2 separate regions of the Mus musculus genome follow, and region 1 is linked to region 2. Evidence: chromatin contacts called from ENCODE Hi-C data. All regions are on one chromosome and are shown on one strand. The core of a region is the stretch at or near the end of the contact, and the rest is flanking DNA. Distances in the headings are between cores, read along the strand shown. Region 1 holds the start of 4930480M12Rik (RIKEN cDNA 4930480M12 gene). Region 2 overlaps Gm29687 (predicted gene, 29687).

Region 1 (5,931 bases), core at 563-3,062, 47 kb before region 2:
ATGCGTTTTGCAGCAATGGCGGTGGTCTCTGTGGTCTTTCTGAGTAAGGGTCTTTTGATGAACTCTAACAAAGTCACAAATCAGGCTGTCCACTAGAATTCAAATCAGATTTTATATTTCAGGGGTTTATAAAAAACCAAAAGAGCAAACAACAAACAGACAGACAAAAAAAAAAAAAAAAAAAAAAAAAAAAAAAAAAAACTCCAAAAAACAAAAAAACCCTCCAGAAGACATAGAAAGAGGTAGCTAGCCAGTTTTCACCACTAACTCGCTTTCAGGGACCTGGGGCCATTTGATGACAGGTTTGCTTTGCTCCTCTATCCTGTGGGTAGACTGCACCCACTGTCTTCATTTCCTGGGCTGTAGTGCTCCCATCCATAAATCAGGGAAACTGGAGATCAGTAATGAAGGGGGTCAGCCAGTTTCACTATTAAATTCCTCAAAGCTGTGGAAGCTGGCCCTGGTGTCTAATCTCACTCCCAGTGTATTGTAATGTCATAGTAACCCAGGTGCAGTCCCCAGGATTTCATCAGAGAGGGCACAGACAATGCCCAGGCTATGAGGCTAGGAATCAGTCCAACAGGTGTTTATTTGTTTGTTATTGTTGAAATTCAGAATCTGAATTACAGTTCCATTAAAAGGGGGACCAAAAAAAAATCTGCCTCTTTCTAGATAGAACCAATCAGTTAAGGGAACAAGAATGAAATATCCTGGAATATGACATATAGTACTGCTGATACTGGATCCTAGGCTTCCGGATTGGGAAGGAAAAAGGACAAGTTTTATCAGGAGATGAGAGCCCTTTGGGAAGGAGCCCAGTAGCTCCTAACTCTCCCTGACTCCCCAGCTGACAACAGTGAAACACTGATTAAGAGGCTGCTGTTTTTTTCCCAATGGTAGCAGCAATCGTTCCCTGGAAGCCAGCTCTCTTGATTAATGTATAAAGGAGATGCGAAAACATACACTCTGCTTTTCTGATACTAAATATACACACCTTTAATCTCTGTTCTCCAGCCTATGCAAGAGCTCACCAGAGAAGAAAATCAAATAGCATACTGTATACAGAAGCTCTCTCCCCCCAAATGCCTGGTTCCTGATTAGAGCAAGAAGAAAGAATAGGATGCCACAGGGAAAGGCACACATCCAAACTATGGAGAGATATCATATTCCTTCTCTCAAGGAAGTGAGGAGCATCTATATGTTTTAATTAAAATATGAAATGCATTTAAGTAAATCTCACTAAGCTCTGAGTCAGCACCTTTAGAAATCATTTTCTCTTTGTTGCAGCCAAATGCAAAGTGATTGATCCGACTGCGAAGTGTAGGGTTTGTGGGACTGTATCAATCCGCCATTTGGAGACTCCGCGCCAACAGTTGTATTTGGTAAGGCGAGTACTAGAGGGAACTCGTAGAAAACTAAAATGCTTGTCAACAGATGAGACACAAATGTACGATCCAAAGCTGTTTCTGGAACGAGCCATTTGGGGAACTGCCACACAGCTTGAGAGATCTGAAAGAAAATGCAGGCTCCACGTGACAACTTTAAATAAAACATAAAGGCCTTTGCTCACAGGGTGGGGGGTCTTACTCTTGCTGATCTACTAGTTTTCCCTGAAAATTGTATTAGCTTGGAAAGTAAACACAATTACTCTGTGAATGCAAATTATGCTTCTAACTAATTACTGATCGAATCCAGCAAAGGACAGCCACATTTTTGTCTTTTGAAATATAATATAAGAAACATTTGTAGTGTGGAGGCTTACCTTGTCCGTCCGAGGAAATTAATTTTCTTTCCTTACCCAGAAAGATTGGTAATTAGCTGGGAGTGTGATGTTCCCTTGTTGCTATGACTACAGCAAGACTTCATAAGGCCCCAGGACTGAGAAAGAGCAAAGGTGACAGAGCCCTTGAGGGAGAGATACTTCCTTGCGGAGCAAGTACAGCCAGCTACCCACCCCATCACACAAGAAGAAGAGGAGCTGGGTTAAGCCTACGGTGCTAATTTACAAAGTATTTTAAAATCAAAGATTGTCCGCACAACATTGTTAACTTTATCTTCTTTTTTCCCCCTCCTTTTTCTTCCTCTGTTTTAAACCCAGGTGTTCTAGGTAATTTGATATTGCTATTGCCTCCAGGGATTTTGTTTGTTTGCTAGTTTTAATCCAAGGAAGTAAAAGAGGCCTCTCAGAGCCACAAGGTTGAAGGTCAAAGATCCCTGGGGTCTGCTGAGCCTAAAAACCCTCCCATGTGGACATTTTCTTAGGTAGAGGAGGCTGCCCATGCTGGAATTTGAGTTTGAGAGCAAGCTTAAACCCCAGAAGCTTCACAATCTTAAACAAGACTGATTCCCCATCATCCTAGTCTTACTTTCCCTGTTGCTTTCTTAACGTTTGATATGAATCTAGGATTCTGTAGGATAGACTTGGACCACCAACACACTTGTTTTTCTGTTTTAAATATGTCACGTTATGAGTCTGTTGTCCTGTTCCCAGCATCCCCCACGTGCTGAGGCAGGTGCTGGCATGAAGCGAGTGAGTGTGAGCCTTTAGGGAATTCACGTGGAAGGGAAGGAGAAGGGTGCACTTACAGGAATAGCATTGGTGCTTAGGGTAGGAAATGAAGGAACGGAGACAAACCTTGACCAATTCGGAGCTACCAAAGTGGAGGACATGGTGAGGTAGGCATGCAGTGATCACAGATAGCAGATGAGCCTCATGGTCTCTTTTCCTCTAAGAATCATACAAGGAGTTTTGAGCATTTCCTTGTGAGGGATCCTATCATTGTCACAGTATAAGTAAATCACATGCAAAGCTACATACTTTTGTCTCATGCATTACAGAAAAAAAGGAAAGCCAAAATTCAGCTCTGGAAGTCTAAGAATGTATGGCTATATTTCTAAAATGTAGCCCATCATACAAAGAAAACAAAAAGACAGACACTCAGTGACGACTTCCTCCTCCTCCTCCTCCTCCTCCTCCTCCTCCCTCCCTCCCTCCCTCCCTCCCTCCCTCCCTCTCCCTCCTTCTCTCTCTTTCTCTCTCCTACCCCTCTCCCCCGTGTGTGTATGGGTGTAGTGGGTGGGTATACACAACTGTACATGTATGTGTAGAAGCCAGTGTGAGATGTATTCTCCATCATGGTAGTAGGTGGGTGTGCACATCTGTGCATGCATGTGTTGAAGCCAGCAGTCAGTATGAGATGTCTTCTTTTGGTACCTTCTCCTGTCTAGAACCGTAAGCCAAAATAAACTCTTGCTCCCATAATTCACTTCTAGTTGTGGCATTTTATCTCAGCAACAGAGAAGTAGCTGAGACATTAAGGTAACAATGTAGTGGCAGAGCTTGTGCTTAGCATTGGAAGGTTCTGATTTCAATCTCTAGTGTATCCTCTCCCCACAGAGAACATCATTACCCATCAACACAACAGAAACCTTTATATCCCTTAAAAATGGTGAGTACATTTTATATTTCTTCTTTGGAACAAATTTTATACTATAAAAAATTAAGAAGTATGTTTATATAGTGTTCTATTATTTATCTTTAAAAAATGAGTGTGAGCCTTAATAAGTTAAAATAGTTGTCATGGATGCTTGATGGCTTGGGTTTAATTCATGAAACCCATAAGGTGAGAGGAAAAGCATCCCTCAAACTCTACACTTTTGCCTAGGCAAGTACAACCATACAGACATGGACACAGACACAGACACAGACACAGACACAGACACAGACACAGACACAGACACAGACATAGATGCACATGCACGCACACACAGAGAGGGAGAGGGAGAGGGAGAGGGAGAGGGAGAGGGAGAGGGAGAGGGAGAAAGAGGGAGAGGGAGAAAGAGGGAGAGGGAGAGCAGAGTTGATTAATTGAAAACAAATAAAAGCTTAATGTATTCATTTAAAGATTAATATATACATACTTGTACATAAATATGGTGCTTCTGGGAGAGTACATAAGAAACTGGTGAGCTGGTTTTCTTTGCTAAGACATGAGAAAGGTATAATTTTTCTTGATTTCTCGTTCATGCACTGTGACAACTGTGTCATATTTTTAAATGAGTCCTACGAAAGTGGGCATATCAACTAAGGAGAAAAACTGCTTTACTCACTCAATTTAGAATTTATTTTTTCTCTCCTTTCTTATGAATCCTGGAATATTCTTAGCTGTTTTTATTACTTCCCCCTTCCTTTTGTCCTCCTCTGCCTTTGTGTTAGCAGCCACAGTCTCTTGAGTGTCCTGTTTCGTCTGCTTTATTTTTCTGTAGAACTTCATGGATTCTTTTGTAATTTCTGCAGCACTGCTACCAATTTAACCATGTTTTGACCACTACATTTATTCAGTTTAGTACATGTTTAATTTCTATATTCTTAATTGAGAATTTGTTTGATTCTTTTAAGTTGGCTTAGCGTTTTTATATACTGGATCTTCTAAAAAATATTTACTTGGATTATTATCTCTCTAAATTCTGGTTTCATTATTTCTAGTACATGACACTCTCTAGACCAACCTTTTGTTATCTTCCTTCATAAACACGTATGCACTTCTTCCTTCCCCACCTCTCTCTCCCCTTCTCTCTCTCTTTCTCTCTCTCCCTCTCTCTGACTTGCTCTCTCTGCCTGCCTGTCTGTCTGTCTGTCTGTTTGTCTCTGTCTCTCTCTGTGTGTATTTGTATGTGTATGTACATGTCTGTGTGAGTGCATGTGAAAACTAGAGAATGCTTTTTGATGTCTTCCTCTGTCCCTCTCTGTCTCACTTTCTTTGGACAGCATCTCTCACTGAACTGCATGCTCACTGTTAGGTTAAGCTGTATGGTCAGTGAACTCCAGGGATCTGCCTGTATTCTGCAATCCCCAGCACAGGCTCTAAGAGTTAGACCCAACTTTCTATGTGGTTTCTAGGAATTCAAACATAGATCCTTATATTTACAGACCAAGTGCTCTTCTCCAGTGATCCATCGCCCCAGAACTGTGCATTGTACTTTAACATCTGAGTTAATGTACCTTAGTTGTACATGTTAGCGTGGTTTAGGATAGGACGTGTTCCCAGCATGCAGTGATCAAGTCTGGTCTCCCTTGCACCTCTTCCCTATCCCTTTTCCAGCCTCTGGTCTTCACTGTTCTGTTATCAGCTCCAAGCTTTCTTTTTTAAATATCCATGCATAAGGAAAATCGTTGACTGCTCTTCTTTGTCTGTTCATTTCCCTTAATGGAATGCCCTCCAGTGCCACTTAAGTCACTGCAGATGGTAACTTCTCAGTTTTGTGATTTTGCTCATAAACTCATCTTTCCTAAGTCTTAGCCCATGTCTTTTCTCTTGTGTGGGGATCCCATGAGATAGGGCTGGCTGACTGGCTGACTGGTTGTCTGTTTGATTCTGTCGAGGGTATCTCCACAGGAAAAGTGGGTTTTTAAGTACAGACCCTGTGGACCCATGGATTGGTCTCTGGGTAGAAATACCTAACAGAATTGTGTTCCTTTCAGAGAAATAGACACCCTCTTTGTTTCCTCCCCTTTGGACACATTCTTCATTCCATTTTTATAAATTAGTAGCACTTGGGAGATGTGTATTCCTCAAAGAGTTTCCTTCAATTCCCACCCCAACTGCTTTTTGCCTTGTGACTTTGACTCTTTTTTGTATGCTGCCATAAAAATTCAGTCGTCAAACATCGGTGGACTTGCAAGCATTACAGACTGGAGCAGTCAAAGCTTTGCATCCCAGTCCTGTGGCCTCCACCTACTTTATACTTCAGGTAACACACTTTTCCTTTCAGTTGCAAAACTGAATACTCATTATGTGAATTGGAGACACCTTTAAGACAGGTAATCCTAAATTTGGGGGAAAATATTTATAATAAAGAAATTACTCAAAGGAAGGTTTCCAGAACTTAGAAGAACACCTGCATATGAAGAAACCTAGGGTAACTAAGGAA
Region 2 (5,696 bases), core at 2,840-5,339:
CCCATATCCACCCACCCCCACTCCCCTGCCCACCCACTCCCCCTTTTTGGCCCTGGTGTTCCCCTGTACTGGGGCATATAAAGTTTGCAAGTCCAATGGGCCTCTCTTTCCAGTGATGGCCGACTAGGCCATCTTTTGATATATATGCAGCTAGAGTCAAAAGCTCCGGGGTACTGGTTAGTTCATAATGTTGTTCCAATTTACCAACATTTTGAGAAACCTCATAAAATACATTGATCACAAGAATTACATGGAATAGAAATGTAGTAACTGGTTCCTTGATGAATTGCTTTAATTTGAACACAACTCTCCATTAGACATCTCCCCCACTACACATGCCATAGGTTTCTGTTTTAGTCACTGTTCTATTGCTGTGAGAAGACACCAAGGCAACCTTTGAATGGAAGTGCTTACATTGGAGGCTTCCTTATGGTTTCAGAAGGTTAGTCTGTATTATCATGGTAGGGAGTATAGGAGCAGGCAAGGAAGTAAGGCATTGGGATGGTAGCTAAAACATCACATCTAATTGTCAAGATGGAGGCAGAGAGAAAGAGAGAGAGGAAAACTGGTCTGGTGTGGCCTTTAGAAAATGTCCAAGACTATCTTTGTGACACAACTCCTAATCCTTCTTAAACAATCCATCAACAGGAAAGCTGGAAACCAAACATTAAAATGTATGATCCTAAGTAGGCTATCTTCATTTCATACCACCATGGTTTATAATAGAATTTTTTTAACTGTCTCTTGCCAGGGTCAATGGTCTAAGGCTTAAGAGCAATATTGACAAAAACATTCTGTAACAGGCCAAAGTAATTTCATTTGGTTTGAAAATACAAAATTGAAAAATTCTAGGGAAATGGACATTTGTTTTACTGTAGGTGCTATCATATGCATTTTATATGTGTGTTTGTATGTTGAAACACACATATTCAAGCACACTTCTGTTTGTGTTATATATATTTATATATAAATATGTAATATACAATACATAAAATATAGTGTACAGAATATAGAGTATGTACAAAATATAAAATATAAATTATGAAATAAAGTAGAAAATAGAAAATAAATATTAAATATTACATATATAATTGATATATGATATGTCATATATAATATGTGATATACATGATATATAATATATTCCATTCCCTCCCCCCATCTACCCCCCATCTGCTCCACATCCCACACCTCCTCCCCACCCCACCCCATCTCCACATGGATGCCCCCAGCCCCCACCCCACCTGGCCTCTAAACTCTCTGGGGCCTCCAGTCTCTTGAGGGCTAGGTGCATCATCTCTGAATATACACAGACCCAGAAGTCCTCTACTGTATGTGTGTTGAGGGCTTCATATCAGCTGGTGTATACTGTCTGTTTGGTGGTCCAATGTTTGAGAGATCTCAGGGGTCCAGAATAATTGAGACTGCTGGTCTTCCTATAGGGTTGCCCTCCTCCTCAGCTTCTTTCAGCCTTCCCTAATTCAACAACAGGGGTCAGCTGCTTCTGTCTATTGGTTGGGTACAAATATCTGCATCTGATTCTTTCAGCTGCTTATTGGGTCTTTCTGAGGGCCATCATGATAAGTCCCTTTCTGTGAGCACTCCATAACCTCAGTACAGAATACCCAAGATACAGTCTACAGAACTTAAAACGCTCAACAAGCTGAAGTGCCCAGGGAGAGAGAAGAAAGCAATCACAGGTGTGGAGGGAGGGGTGTACCTTGCGGGGAAAGTGGATGGGTTGGGGGGGAGAGTGGGGAGAGTGGAGGGGAGAGGGCGACCTTTTCTGGTACTGAGTGAGGTAAAATGACTGAAGAAGCCCTGAGGGCCAGCAGAAAGAATGTAAACTGGCAACCTCAGGAAATAGGAGGTTAGTGGGACCCTCCAGAATGCACCAGAGACCTGGGAAGTGAAAGATTCCCAGGACTCAAAGAGAGGAACCTTAGATGAAATGCCTGAAAGTAGGGAGAGGGAACTTATAGAGCCCACCTCCTGCAAGAAGACAGGACATCAAGAGAGGGATGGGGTTGCCATCCTACAGACACATCTCTGACCCATAATTGTTCCTGTCTGAAAAAATTATAGGGATGGAAATGAAGAGGAGCCTGAGGAAAAGAAGGTCCAGAGACAGGCCCAAAGTGAATTTTATTTCTTAACAGTGGACATAATCTGATTTGAACAGCAGAGATAGAGCTCTGATTCTCAGACAGGACTGTGTAGGGTTTGTATTCAGAACATATATAGGCTCTATCTTGGCACAGCCTGAGGGAAATGTAGATGTTTGTTCAGGGCAGGCATCTAAATAAAACTTTCCTGAGGCTTCATTGTTGTTTTGTACTATAGCATACAATAGAAACGATGCTCACCTAAAAATATTCAAAGATTTTCTTAGAAAACATCCATGAGAACTCATGTGCCTCAATCACATACTACTTTAAGAAATACAAATAAAACCCCTTTAAAGGGATGTATTAATATGTATCTACTTCTATTATGACCTATGACCCAAAAATGTCAAACAACTTGATAGTGATAGCTTGAACATGACTGATCTGTCTAGTTTTTATTGCCAACCTGACTCAACCCAGAGTCACTTAGGAACAGAGAGTTCCCACTGAGGAATGGCCTTGATTATATTGGCATGTGGGCACGTCTGGGGGGCATTGTCTTGATTGTTTATTGACAGAAGAGGCCCCCGCCCACTGTAGCAATGCTGTATCTAGCAGATGGTTTGGGGTTGTATAAGAAAGCAGGATGAGCAGGCCATGAGATGTAAGGCAGTAAGTAATGTTCATTCATGATTTCTGCTTCCAGCCCCTGCCTTGACTTTCTTTAATGAGGGACTCTAAGCAACAAGAGGAAACAATCCCTTTCTTACCCACTTTGATTTTTGGCCATGGTATTTATTACAGAGTGCTAACTACAACAATGACTTGTTTGATTAATATATCAAGCAGAAACTCTTCCAACTAGATTGCACACTTTCTAAAGATATACTATGCTGTATATTTGTTTGTTTTTCAGTCAGTAGACTTTATTCCTTAGGGCAATTTTAGACATACCAAAACATTTAATAGAAAGATTAAGAATGCCTTGGTTTCTCTGTTATTGATGAACGAAGATAATGTGGTGCATTTGTGACAAATGATGAACCTACATCTTTGGTAGACTATTATTTACTGAATGCCACTGCTTGTGCCCCAATTCACTTTGGTTGTGTACATCATTTGGGGTTTGACAAATTCACAATAACATCTGATTTCCATTGTCAAGTAAATTAGTGTCACCACCCAGAAATTCTTCTACTCTGTCTGCACATGTCCCCCTCCTGTCAAACTCTGATTTTATTTCATGACCTGTACAATTTTGCTTATTATTTTGAAATGCCATTACACTGGAATTTTCCTAAACGTGATCTTCTGGAATAAGATTTTTTCACTTAGAAATAAGTACTTGGAGCTTTAAAGATGGTTCTGTGGCTAAGATCACATACTGCTCTTGTATCACACCATGTTGGGCAACTCAGTACCATCTGTGACTCCAACTCCAGAGGATGCAGTGCCCAGCCTCCAAAGGCACCGGCACTCAGGTGCTCATACCTACCTACATATATACATAAATAAAAAGTAAAATCTATCGAGAAGTGCTTTAAGATCCCCAATCTCTTTTTTTGGACTCTAAGTATCATGTACTAAGGGATATTTTTCTCTTTGTAGTGAAGACCACTATCTGTTTATGCATTCCACATTTTGCTTGCTTTTAAATTTTTGGTTAATGTATTTCCATATATACAAATGAATACAACAAGCCTTTTTCTTACTGGTTGAGAAAATGAGGGGGCATTTCTTTTAGTGAAAGGGGTGATATTATATACAGTCGCCATTTATATAAAGTCACCATAGATGCCTCCTGGATGCCTCAGTTTTCAAACTTTGCCACATGGTCTACTTTAATTCCTAAACAGAACAGAGTGCTGCCCCTTTAAAAAGATATCAGTCACCTAGTTCAGAGTGAGTCTGATTCCAAAAACGTTCCTAAGTGTTGAGAACAAGCAGTCTGCGCACAAAGTAAATTCACTGTCACAAGACAGGGTGACCTGGTATCCAACTTGATCAGGGATGTCTGAAAAAGCAGCTTATTGGAAAAAAATTATGTAGCTGAGGGTGGAACTCTAACTTTAGCATTTATCTTATATGTGTAATTTGGGAAGCAAGGATAAGACTAAATATAAGATAAAATAAGTAATGTTGAAAAATTTAGGAGTACGGATCATCTGGCCTGGGATTACACAATGATGGGGTTATTTTCCTTTGAAGGGCCTCCAGCTCTTTGTGTTGAGCCTCTGAGCTCCCCACTGCAGCACTGTCCACAATGTACTGGTTGTTAAGGCTATCTGAAGTGACTATGTGGCAGTAACAAGGAGGATCAGCTAAAGCCTGTGGTCACCAAGCACACACCAGCTCTCTACTGAAACTTAAAAGCACTTTGTGTCATTTATGTGCCTCATAAAAGCTGTGGCTTCAAGAATGAGAGCTAAATGGAAGAAATGGATGCTGTGTTCTATAAGGCAGGATGTGGCTGGAGCAGACACATGGTAAATGTTTCCTATCCTGGTATGTCATTTGTATAGTTACTATAGTTGGTATATAGTATGATGCAATGATCTAGTTAGGGCCAAAGGGATGGCCCTCATCCTCCAAAGGTTTATAAATATCTACAGTGTATAGCACAATCCAGGGACTTTGTCCTGTGTAAGATTTAGTGGTGTAAGCTAGGTCTGTGACTCTGCTGGAATGCATAAAACATCCCAGATGAAATCTAAGTCCTGGAGGGATTAAACAGACTCTTAGGTTAAGATTTCACGAAAGCAGGAATCTTTAGGGGCAAAGTGGAGGCTCCACAGCCATTTTCCCCTTGGCAGCATCTACCAAATCTTTTCATAGAGTTTCAGGCTGAGCATCTTGGATTTGCCCAGGCAGAGGACTGATGCTCTGGGACAAGAAAAGCGGGAGAGTTTGGCAAGCTTTGAGGAGCTGGAAATAAAACCAGAGACATGCATGCCAGAACTGTTTTACCTAATAAGGAAGAAGCGCAGGGCAGGGAGTCTTGGAAAAGGAGGCTGAGACTCTTTTCTGCTTTGTCTTTGCTGAGGCCATGGAGATTAGAGTTTGAGGCTCATTTAGTAACTCTGATGAACACTGGAAGCTCTGAGCCCAAAGCCTGCAAAATGTTAGGCTAGATCTGGGGCACACTTTAGGTAAATTGAGTCTTATATAACTTCTACTCATGTTTGATGTTGTGTCAGTTTGGGTTTCATTGCTGTGAAGAGACAATATGACTGAGGCAACTCTCATAAAGGGCATTTAATTGGGACTGCCTTATAGAGAGGTTCAGAGGTTCAGTCCATTATCATTAAGGTGGAAAATATGGTAGAGTCCAGGCAGACATGGTGCTGGAGAAAGAGCTGAGAGCTCTACATCTTGATCAGAAGGCAGGCAGGACAGCTAGAAGAGGGTCTCAAAGCCTACCCATAAAGTGACACTCTTCCTCTTACAAGGCCATACCTCCCAATAGTGCCACTCCCTGGATCATGCATATTCAAACTACCACAGATATTAATCATGAAGTGATTCAAATGAAAGTGCTCACCCTCCACTTCACCAGGGCAGGAAGGGGTAGACAGGTCTTTATGAGAC

What was found. A loop is a pair of places that touch in the nucleus more often than their neighbours do.
Region 1: a map of T-helper 17 cell shows a loop between it and region 2 (2.1-fold over the local background). The contact joins the promoter of 4930480M12Rik here to the enhancer-like site in region 2. A Hi-C loop is called at or near these places in 1 of 37 maps with a recorded cell type or tissue (T-helper 17 cell).

What each region holds. Positions count from the first base shown.
Region 1 is chr12:26,207,148-26,213,078 of GRCm38, reverse strand. 4930480M12Rik (RIKEN cDNA 4930480M12 gene) reads right to left here and starts at 1,812. Exons shown (of 3, transcript NR_046278.1): 1 at 1,763-1,812. It overlaps Gm29687 (predicted gene, 29687), which reads left to right and starts at 2,574. Exons shown (of 5, transcript NR_131149.1): 1 at 2,574-2,676; 2 at 3,398-3,449.
Region 2 is chr12:26,162,945-26,168,640 of GRCm38, reverse strand. The region is part of intron 2 of Gm29687 (predicted gene, 29687); the gene reads left to right. Among named protein-coding and RNA genes, the nearest start is that of Gm29687, 45 kb to the left of the region's middle. Within about 2 kb of position 4,089, at least 1 of the 3 ENCODE cell types and tissues checked has a DNase peak (open chromatin) inside an H3K27ac peak, as active enhancers do.